Linked DNA regions of Homo sapiens: region 1 is linked to region 2. Evidence: chromatin loops called from intact Hi-C (ENCODE). Cell type or tissue: heart right ventricle. All regions are shown on one strand.

Region 1 (5,000 bases), 140 kb before region 2:
TCCTACAAAGAACAAATACTTCCTTTATTCTTTCTTGTCCTTTTGTGCACTGGGATTCACCCTGGAGCAAACATTTACAGAGTAATTATGTGCCCTGAAACAACAGCAACAATGGTAATATTGACAGAGCCACAGCTATAGGTCTGATAACAGGATGGCCACAATTAAGAGTAAAAACATGAAACATTTTCATTGATTAATTCTGGGAAACAGCATCCCTCTGGATTTCTTTTAATGTTTTTTTTGTTTGTTTGTTTGTTTTTACCAGCTGGAGTTCCCTAGCTATATGCTCCTATTCCAGCCAGCTTTCTCCACATTAACCAAAAATAATTCAGATCTGTAAAAGTAAGGAGGGGCAGCACTTAATGTGTACATCAGAAATCCCTGAGCTCCTTCTGAGTATAAAGTCTGTACTTATTTCTTCCTGTGGCCTTTCCATAAACTGCTGTTAAATGTTTCTCTATTCACTAATACCTACTCTACAAATAACCATATTCCTGTGTGACAGTCACTGAAAACATCATGTTCCTGTTTTGAGTTGCACTTAAAAAAAAATGCCTTGATGCTGTTGGAATTTTGAAAGTTGACACAGGAGTACCCTTAGTCTTTAATGGGGGAGATCTCTACTTAACACCCTGCAGTCTCCAACCGCCTCCCTACCACAGGTGACCATGTTAAATGTTGACCCCATTCTAACCGGGAAAAGTCACAGAAGCAGAGACTCTTCTATTAGCATCTTATTTAATTGAAATGATACTGACCTATTTCAATTCAGTTTCTTATTAATTTTATAAGAAATGATCTGAGTGCTGATTCTGTTTACTTTTTTAGGTAATAATTAAAAAATGGTCCATCCCTTGTCCTCTGACATTAAATTATGTAGAGAAAGGTTTCCAGGTAATAGCTTATATTTTCTTTTCAGTTTCTTCCTTTTTATTTTAACTAAAAAGAAAAGAAAGACTAATGATTCTTTTCTGATTGATGAAAAAGTAATGGCTATATTGCATTTTAGAACTTTGTTTTGAAATACTTTCATTTGAAAGCCTAGTAATAATAAATTCATCATTTTTATTGATATATTCTGAAATTTAATGGCTGTTGGTTTCTCTTTTTCCCCTCAATGCTCTTAAACAGATTTCAAATGTTACAGATGATTGTAAGCCAAAGCTCTTTCATTTCTCCAAAGAGGTGTGTAAGTTATTAACAGATACTTTTAGTTGATTTTTCACATTTCAAGTTTTAAGAGGTTTGTGTAACAGGGTCTCTTAGGTCTTTGTACCTGTGACTAATTAATTTTCATGAAAGTGCTAAGTATAGGATTGCCTACCAGAAGACTACTATTATTTAACACAGGGTGGCCTATTATGAAACAGCCACCTTTTTTTTTTTTTTTTTTTTTTTCCTGGTATGCCTTTGAATGGAGCCTGTTTTAAATGGGCCTCTGCCTGAAAGAACAGATTTACCGAATGTCTGGTCTGGCCAATAAGGTCCTCTGTGTATACCAACTTCCTGTTGCCCTCTGCACTTGTAAAGCTAAATAGCCAATTATATCAAAAACTCTTCCCCTGTGAGTAGAACCTTGGTCTGTAGCTAAACAGCCTCATCATTGGACTAGGGATTGAGCACTGCCAATATATCTTCTGGCCGACATTCCAAAGTTGAAATTCATGATGCCAGGAGTAGAGACTAGGAGACCAAGTCCCTTTGCCTTCCCTAAAAGCCATAGGATACTGGAAATGCCTGTAAGAGCCCCTGAGCATCAGCAGAGGAGACAAGAACTGTGACATGGATGGTCTCTGCTTTACCACTCTAGAAGAGCTCAAAGTCTTCCCTGTTGCTGCAGGCTTATTTGTCTATACTTTCTGACTCTGCTGAAATGCTATTTTGTATAGTTCCCAGATGCTAGAATCCCCCCTGCTCATGTAAAACTCTATTAGTGTAGAATGTTAGCTTGGTTACTCCACCATGCAGAATTTTCCTTTTTATCTCTAGTTTTTAAATGAGAAATATCTCTCTGGTCCCAAAAGGGAGATTACCACATCTTTTACATGGTAAAGACCTCCAGGTGCCGTAAAGATCTAGGTAGGATAATTGACAAGCCAGGAAACTGAGCAATATATGAAATGGAGAATTTGTGAATTAAACTCTCATTTTCCTAGTCCAGCCTCAGGAAACACTACAGCTTCCTCTCTCCTAACCCCCTTCAGATATTTTAAGACTCTAGGCATTATGTCCCAAGATAGGTCTTCATTTCTGGAATTTCTTTTGTTTAAGAGCCTGAAGTTAGTTAAGTGGAAATTTTTTTAGAGCAGAAAGGAGAAAATAGATCACCATCGTCTATTTGGTAAAGATGGTATTTTCACTTAAATGGTAACTTTTTTTGCTTTACTCTGACTCTTAAGTATTCTAATAATAAAAACAAAACAAAACCTTATATTTGTATATTACATTGGATCTCTTAAGAGTTTGTAGGTCTAGAATAAATGATATTCATTCCCATTGAAAGAGATCCTAATCAAAGATGCTGGCAATATTAAAATGTGATTAATATTTTCAGTATTCCCTTGGATTGAGTTCATGAAAGCAGGTTCAAGAGCATTAACTATTAGTGCTGCTTAGAGTAATAAGATACATTTAAATTGTGCGTACATTTAGAAGACAGAGAATTAAAAAAGAGCATTTCTAAAATGTTATTTTTATCTCATTTAAATATTATTTATCTTATGTAATTTTTAAAATCTTATCCAGATAATGTAGAAGTAGTGATTGTAGTAAAAGCAGCATGGTATGGGCAGCCAAATAAAAAATATTCTGGCTAGTACAGGCAAGCCCACTATCAAATAAAATATTTGCTGGATCACAAGTGTTTTTCTCTTTTAAAAAATTCTTATTTTATAAAGAGAAGACTCATTAAAGATGAAATAAATGTAATCAAATTGATTTTTTAAAGAACTGAGTTTGTTGTCAAATGAAATAATGGTTTCAGTAGAGTGGCATTTAATAATTTTGTCTCTTTAAAATTTTTTTCAGAGTGCTTATGCCTTACCAACCATGGCTTTTTCATTTCTCTGCCATACCTCAATATTGCCCATATACTGTGAACTTCAAAGGTACTGTAGAATCCTGGAATATTTTAAATATATTGTGTATCTTTTTACCTCTAAGGCTTTCGGATTGAATGACATCCTCTTTTATTAATCCTTTCCTCTCATCAGTGGATCCTAAGTGTTAGTTTAAAACAAAACAAACAAGAGTTAGTTCTGTCCAAGTTAAGAATGTTTCCTAGAAGTGTAATCTTTGAGGCTGGCCTGTAATCCCAGCACTTTGGGAGGCCGAGGCAGGCGGGTCACCTGAGGTCAGGAGTTCAAGACCAGCCTGGCCAACATGGTGAAACCCCGTCTCTACTAAAAATACAAAAAAAATAGCCGGACGTGGTGGCGGGCACCTGTAATCCCAGCTACTTGTGAGGCTGAGGCAGGAGAATCGCTTGAACCCAGGAGGTGGAGGTTACAGTGAGCCGAGATCACACTACTGTATTCCAGCCTGGGCGACAGAGCAAGACTCTGTCTCAAAAAAAAAAAAAGGAAGAAGTGTAATCTTTGTGTACTAATTTCGAATGAGGACTTCTAGTGTATAGTTATTGATGGAGTTGTTCTTGAATGAGGAATTCTCTCGACCAGCTTAGGACATACTTGTTTCTTTACATATAATTCAGATCACTTATTCTACCTTTGTCATTTTTGTCTTTTAGTCCTTCAAAGAAAAGAATGCAGAATGTTACCAATACAGCAATTGCTTTAAGTTTTCTCATTTATTTTATATCTGCACTCTTTGGGTACCTCACTTTTTATGGTAAGTACATTTTAAAATTATAGATGACAAAATAATAGTTACATAGATGGCCTCACGCCAATCTATAGACTTTACCTATGCCTTTTATTACTAAGTTAATTTGCTCAGATCACCAAATTACAATGCAGTACTGTGGTGGCTCTTGAGGCCTAAACAATTGGATTATCTTTCTTTTAGAAAGGTAGTTCAGGTTTAAGATTAATGACTTCTTATGAAAATTTTCTTAAACACTTAAGTAAAACTTCAGGCTTAGGGACATGATTCTTTCTATAAGAAAAAATGTGCAATTTTAATGATTCTGTTTTTCTTAAATTTTGAATTCAATATATTAGTCTAATTCAGAAGTGTGGGGGTTGGGTGAGTCAGTCATCTTAATTGCAAAAGAACAAGTTGAGAAAGGAAAGGGTTTTACACAGAACTATATCTGTATACTTAGATGTCAGACATCTCTGCCTTCAGATCTAATTATCACAGGATTCAGCAGATGTGCATTCTATGATGCACCATGACCTTCCTCCTTAATTATTTTTACAGGTTCTTTTAAATTTATGCAACAAAAATAAAATTGTGTTTTATTTCTTTTGCAAAAACTGTCTGCTTTGTATGTTGACTTTTTTTCCTCTTCTGATAAGAACCTCAAGAAAAAGTAAAGTTCTGTGTACACCATCAGGAAAAGCATTATTTCCAATGTGAGCATGGTGCCCTGCTAGAGACGCTACAAAGAAAGTTAAAACAGATTGTCAAGCTTTTCTGATCATCATTAATAAAACAAAATTACTTAAATATATAAACTTTATTTTTGGATGTTGGGTTTGTTAGTTTTTATACAGACTTGAACTCAATAAGACTTTTCTGTGTCAATAAGATACTGTAACAGGGTCTCTTGGGATCCAAAAATATTTTGTATAGTGGAATAGCTATATATTTCTTTTATTAAAATTGCTACCTGGCACAAACACTATTATATTTAGGGATCTTCAGCAATAAGAAAAAGTCCAAAAAAACTGACCTCCTTCTTCTCCCTATGGATAAATAGAACTATCTGGAAGAAACCTCAGATGGCTTGCCAATATCCAGGCTGGCTGAGAAATTGTTAGATGAATCACCATTAGGTGCTTAGAAACTGTATTAAATTGTAGCTGTATTAG
Region 2 (5,000 bases):
TAAGGCTGTAAAATGTTTGCATAATTGTGGTTTATTTTATAGAGTAGAGGTCCAGGGTCACTTCATTACCCAGATTCATTATTTTGTGTATTCCCACCCCCACCCCACCCCACTGCAATTTCCTTGAATACTTAGATTTGATAAGCAATTAAAAAATAACTGTCTGGCTTGTTTTCTGAAGATTGGTGCTTTCCACGGACTGAGTTGCCGAAGACCGGGAGAGTGTGTTTTCATATGGAAGGTCACATCTATGCATCAGAGGCTATTTATCTTTTTCTGGCCATTCATTTAGAGCAGCCGCAGTTTTCTGAAGAAGCCACATGCACCACACTCCAACAGCAGAGAATGATTCGGTTCAGAGTGGGTAATGGCAGGGCCATGGTCTTGGTTTAGGGATATTTCAGAACTTTAATATTTTGGTAACCCATGCTCTATAAATCATTGAATTACATCAAGTCTATTTAAAACCCCTCTGGGCAGCTGTTTAAAATGCTGTCACTGCAGTAAGCAATGTCCTTAGAGTCACATGGCAGGTTGGGGCCAAGAAGGGGATGGGTTTTGTTTGTGTTTCTTTAACTCCAGTTAGGTTTACCCTTTGACTCTCCACTTCTGTGAATAGTCCCTCCATTTCCAGTTATTTTAAAGTCAGAATATGAAGGCCGCTTAGTCCATCGGGGTTAAGCCTTCCCATCAAATCAAATTCTTCTTCCTTGCATTCTTCTCTTCAAGCCATTTAGTGAAACAAGCACAAATTGTTAACTTCAGATTAATATGTTTAATAAGTGAAATCTGGACTATTTCAGGAAGGCAGGCAGGCCAGCAGTCTGGAGGATTGGTTGCAGCTGAGGGTTCCCGTGGGCTTCTCCTGGGTCATTGCTGGGAGCTGAGACCACCTGTGGAGCACCTGTGGGCAAGGCGGGCCTAATTACCCCAGAGATCCTGGCTTTGCTGGTCTTGCTCTCTGGCCTCCAGATTTGCTCTGATTCTGACAATGCAGTGGGTATCAGAGCTCAGGTCCAGAGGAAAAGCCTGGAGTGAGTGAGGCTGCGAGCTTCCTCTTCAGAACTCTGCATGCTTATCGGGGTGTAATGCCTGCCTCCTGCTGCTGCTCCAAGCTCCTCCAGGAGAAGGACGCTGCTTCTGCCTGGTCCAGGATCGTATCAGGGTCTGGGTAAGCATGTGCTTGAGTGCACAAAAAGAAAAATGTAGCGTCAGCAATCTTGTTCAGAGTTTTTCGATCCGAAAAAAATACAAATTAAGAATGGAATGTGCTACTTTAATTTTAGCAGACATAAATATTGTAACCTTAACAAAATCAAATTTCATTTTGAATTCCACACTGCATGCGGGGTGGGAAGAGGACATCCTTATCTTTTCAGAGCCTTGGGCCCCACAGTGGTCTTTATCCTTCTCTGGCACATAGTGGGCACTTAATAAATTATCCAATCAGTTCATGAATACTACAAACTAAAAACAGGGGCTTTGAAGTCAAGATCTGAGTCTGACTCTTAGCATCCCACTAACTCGCTGTATGACCTTGGACAGATAGGACAACCCTTTTGAGTTTCAGGTTAATTTGTTGGGAGGATTAGGTGAGATAACGCATGCTATATATTATATATGTGGTCTCTATTAATAAGGAATGGTATATATCTAGCATAAAGTATGCCCTCCATTGGATGTGCCCCCGGGGCACCCATAACTGTCCTGTCTTGAGAGACAAGTGCTGGCTTTACCTCTGCCTTTGCAGGTTAAGGAAAGAGGGCAGAGGGGAGGGGAGGCGGCCCAACTTTCTGTGCCTGTCAAGGCAGGGTTGGGTAGCTGCGGGCTAGGAGGAGGATGCAGGCTCAGCTTCTGCCCCCGCCCACAGCCTGCAAACCGAGGAAGGCTGGCCCGCGGCTCTCAGGCAGTTCTGGCTCCGGCTCTGGCTCCGGCTCCGGCTCCGGGTCGGGCTCCCAGGCAGCGGCTCGGGCAGGCGGCCTTGTGGCTCCGCAACCCAACCTCTTCCCCTCCGGGCGCCTCCCGGCTCCGGGGTCCTGCTGCCTCTGGGACCTCCTCACCCCCAGACGTTGCTGTAGTGTGTGTGTGTGTCGGGGGGGTGGGGGGGTGGTGTGGTGTGTGTGTGTGTGTGTGTGTGTGTGTGTGTGTGTGTGTGTGTCCGGGGTCCTGCTGCCTCTGGGACCTCCTCACCCCCAGACGTTGCTGTAGTGTGTGTGTGTGTGTGTGTGTGTGTGTGTGTGTGATGGAGTTTTGCTCTTGTTGCCCAGGCTGGAGTGCAGTGGCAGCAATCTCGACTCACTGCAACCTCCGCCTCCGGGTTCAAGCGATTCTCCTGCCTCAGCCTCCCGAGCAACTGAGATTACAGGCGCCTGCCACCACGCCCGGCTAATTTTTGTATTTTTAGTGGGGACGGGATTTCACCATGTTGATCAGGCTGGTCTCGAACTACTGACCTCAGATGATCCACCCGCCTCGGGCTCCCAAAGTGCTGAGATTACAGTCGTGAGCCACCGCGCCAGCCCGTTGCTGTATTTGAACAGAAAAAAGCAATAGTACATAAAACAAAAGGACAGCACTGGGATCGAAAGACGATCTGCTCCTTCGGAAGAAAACACAGGGTGCGGCGGTGACTCGCAGAGCTCCCAGCGCCCCAGCGCCCCCGCGAGGCCCGGGCAGCGTCCGCGCTCCCTACAGGGGGAAGCCCGCCGGTGTTTGGGAATCCCAGCGGGGTCCCCAGCTTGCCGATCTCCCAGCCCTGACCTTACTGAGATTTCTCACTAGGTCACTGTTTGTTAAGAAAACAGAGTAACAGAAACGAGGCAAAGTCCATAATTTTCTTCTTGCAAAATTCTCAAGTTTAGGGCAAAGGCAAAGGGGGGATGGAAGTGTGCCCCGACTCTGTAAGATATTCCCCTTCTCGGAGTTGTCTCCAGTGCAGGGCCTTTCCCTTGTCTGCCTGCCTTGAGATGCTTCCTTTATTGCTAACAGACTGCACTGAAATGTTATCTCTCTCTCTCTCTCTCTCCCCTTCCTCTCTCTCTTGCTTCTGTTTCTTCCTGAGAGTAGGGGAGGCACATTTTCCTCTCCCCTCCGTCCCTCCCTCCTTCCCTTCCCTTCCTTTCTTCCTCCCTTTCTCTCTGTCTTCCTACCTTCCTTTCTTTTTGGTTGAGTGTATGTTACTTGATTTTTTTTTTTCTGATAATGACCACACTTTTTAACCTGTTGCTTTCTTTTAGGAAGTTTGACCTTTTTTTTTTCCTCTCTCATCACTCGCACTCTGCCAAAATGTAAAGCAAATGTTCAGAATTAATTTCTAATATATGGGTAGAGTCCTCCTCCCAAGCCAGGTCAGTGAAACCCCTGAGATATTTTTTATATGGTCTTTGTTGTAATGGTACTACCAGTTTTCTACCTGATAGCCCTGTTTCTTTCTCTCTCCCTTTCATTTTCTCCTTCCTTCTCTCTCTCTTTTTCTTTCTGGGACAGCACAAGGACTTGTTCAATTTCATCTTCATCAATTGCTAGCTTTGTGACCTTGGATAAATCATTTAGCCATTCTATGCCTCCACTTCTTTATCTGCAAAACAGAGTTAATAATGTCCAACCTATAGGGTCATTGGGCTGATAAAATATATTACATATCATAATGTACTCTCCACATAGAATACACTCAATGGGGACTGTTATAATAATAAGTTATGGTGCTGCTCTTCTGAATAAAACAATTTTTCTCATCCTCACCACCCACCTCTGCCCCCAACCCTTTAAGAAAAGTTTGGTTAATGGGTTCCAGGCTCTGGGATCTTAGGTTAGTCAGGTCTTCACAGTCCTTCGACTTAAATATTCATATCATTGTCCCCAAAAGAGAGACCAGTAGTTGCTTCCCACCCGAACATCTGTATCAACCTTCTAGTCTCTCTGCCTCTACTCATGCCCTATTTAGTCCATTCTCTAAACAGCAGTCAGTATGGTCTTTTAAAAGCAAAAATTCAAGAGAAAACAAGCAAACAAAAACCCCAGGAATTCCAGATTATGTCATTCCCTTTCTGGAAATCCTTCAGTGGTTTTTCTCTTGTACTTAATGTGAAATCTAAACCGTGTTCTCCAAGACGAAGGCTTGCCCGTGTGGTCCCACTCCAGCCTGTCTCCCACCACCCTGCCTCTTGCTGTGTTTCCACTCTAGGACCACTCTCCCACCTTTCTATTCTCTTGAAGGCAGGACGCTCCCCGCTCTGAGGCTCTGCACTCACTGTTCCTGGCCTGAAACTCTCTTCCCCGATGGACTCCCAGCTCATATGTCACTTCCTCAGAGATGCCATCCCACTACCTGATCTAAAGTAGCACCCACACCCCACCCCCAGTTACTTGCTATTTACTTTACCTTATTTCCATAGCACTGAAATTATTTATTCATCTATTGATCAAATGAATGAACCCACAATTTAGGGTGAAAAAAATAACTTGTAAACAACCAGCTCAAGCCAAAAGACCACAGAAACAAATGCAATAATAGCTTTCAATGAAAGGAGAGTCACAGGATTAACTAATTTCTAAAATCAAAACAATGAAAAAGATTATTATTAATAAGAAATCTGATTCTGTGGCCTGTGGTCAGGACTTGGGTGAATATAATTCTGCACAAAAGAGAGAAAATCTGACTTCTCTCAGCCTGAAGAAGGTGGAAAAATTTTCTCCAAGCAGCTTCCGTGAAAGTGAGAGGAGGGAATGGGTTTGTTATTGTAGCTATGACAATCTCCTATGTATTCTACACTTACACTGACTGAGTTTGTTAAGGTAACCAGATTTTGCTCACCTATTTTTTTCTCAGGCTCTCCCGAAAGGCCTGTTTTCTTGACTTAAAATAAATGTTTGGCTTCTGTGGAGAAAATTCCAGGCTGGGTACAGTGGCTAACGCCTGTAATCCCAGCATTTTAGGAGGCTGAGGTGGGCGGATCACTTGAGGCCAGGGGTTGGAGACCAGCCTGGCCAACATGGCAAAA

The links. A loop is a pair of places that touch in the nucleus more often than their neighbours do. Peaks named below come from ENCODE experiments on the same cell type or tissue, not always from the same donor. Only the 100,000 strongest peaks of a DNase experiment are listed, where the experiment ranks them.
Region 1: it touches region 2 in a loop (2.1-fold over the local background); 9 of 110 quality-filtered maps call a loop at or near these places.

What each region holds. Positions count from the first base shown.
Region 1 is chr14:61,042,316-61,047,315 of GRCh38, forward strand. It overlaps SLC38A6 (solute carrier family 38 member 6), which reads left to right. Exons shown (of 16, transcript NM_153811.3): 9 at 832-897; 10 at 1,135-1,188; 11 at 3,031-3,110; 12 at 3,752-3,852. LOC101927756 (a long non-coding RNA gene) reads right to left here. Exons shown (of 5, transcript XR_943921.2): 2 at 3,159-3,221. Among named protein-coding and RNA genes, the nearest start is that of SLC38A6, 64 kb to the left of the region's middle. In heart right ventricle, no CTCF peak of the experiment used is centred here; no DNase peak of the experiment used is centred here.
Region 2 is chr14:61,186,498-61,191,497 of GRCh38, forward strand. It overlaps a transcript of PRKCH not described here. Among named protein-coding and RNA genes, the nearest start is that of TMEM30B, 92 kb to the right of the region's middle. RefSeq lists an enhancer at 2,787-2,886. In heart right ventricle, a CTCF peak has its summit at 2,670; DNase peaks (open chromatin) are centred at 1,914 and 2,644; H3K4me3 peaks cover 1,453 bases; H3K27ac peaks cover 1,855 bases; H3K27me3 peaks cover 4,066 bases.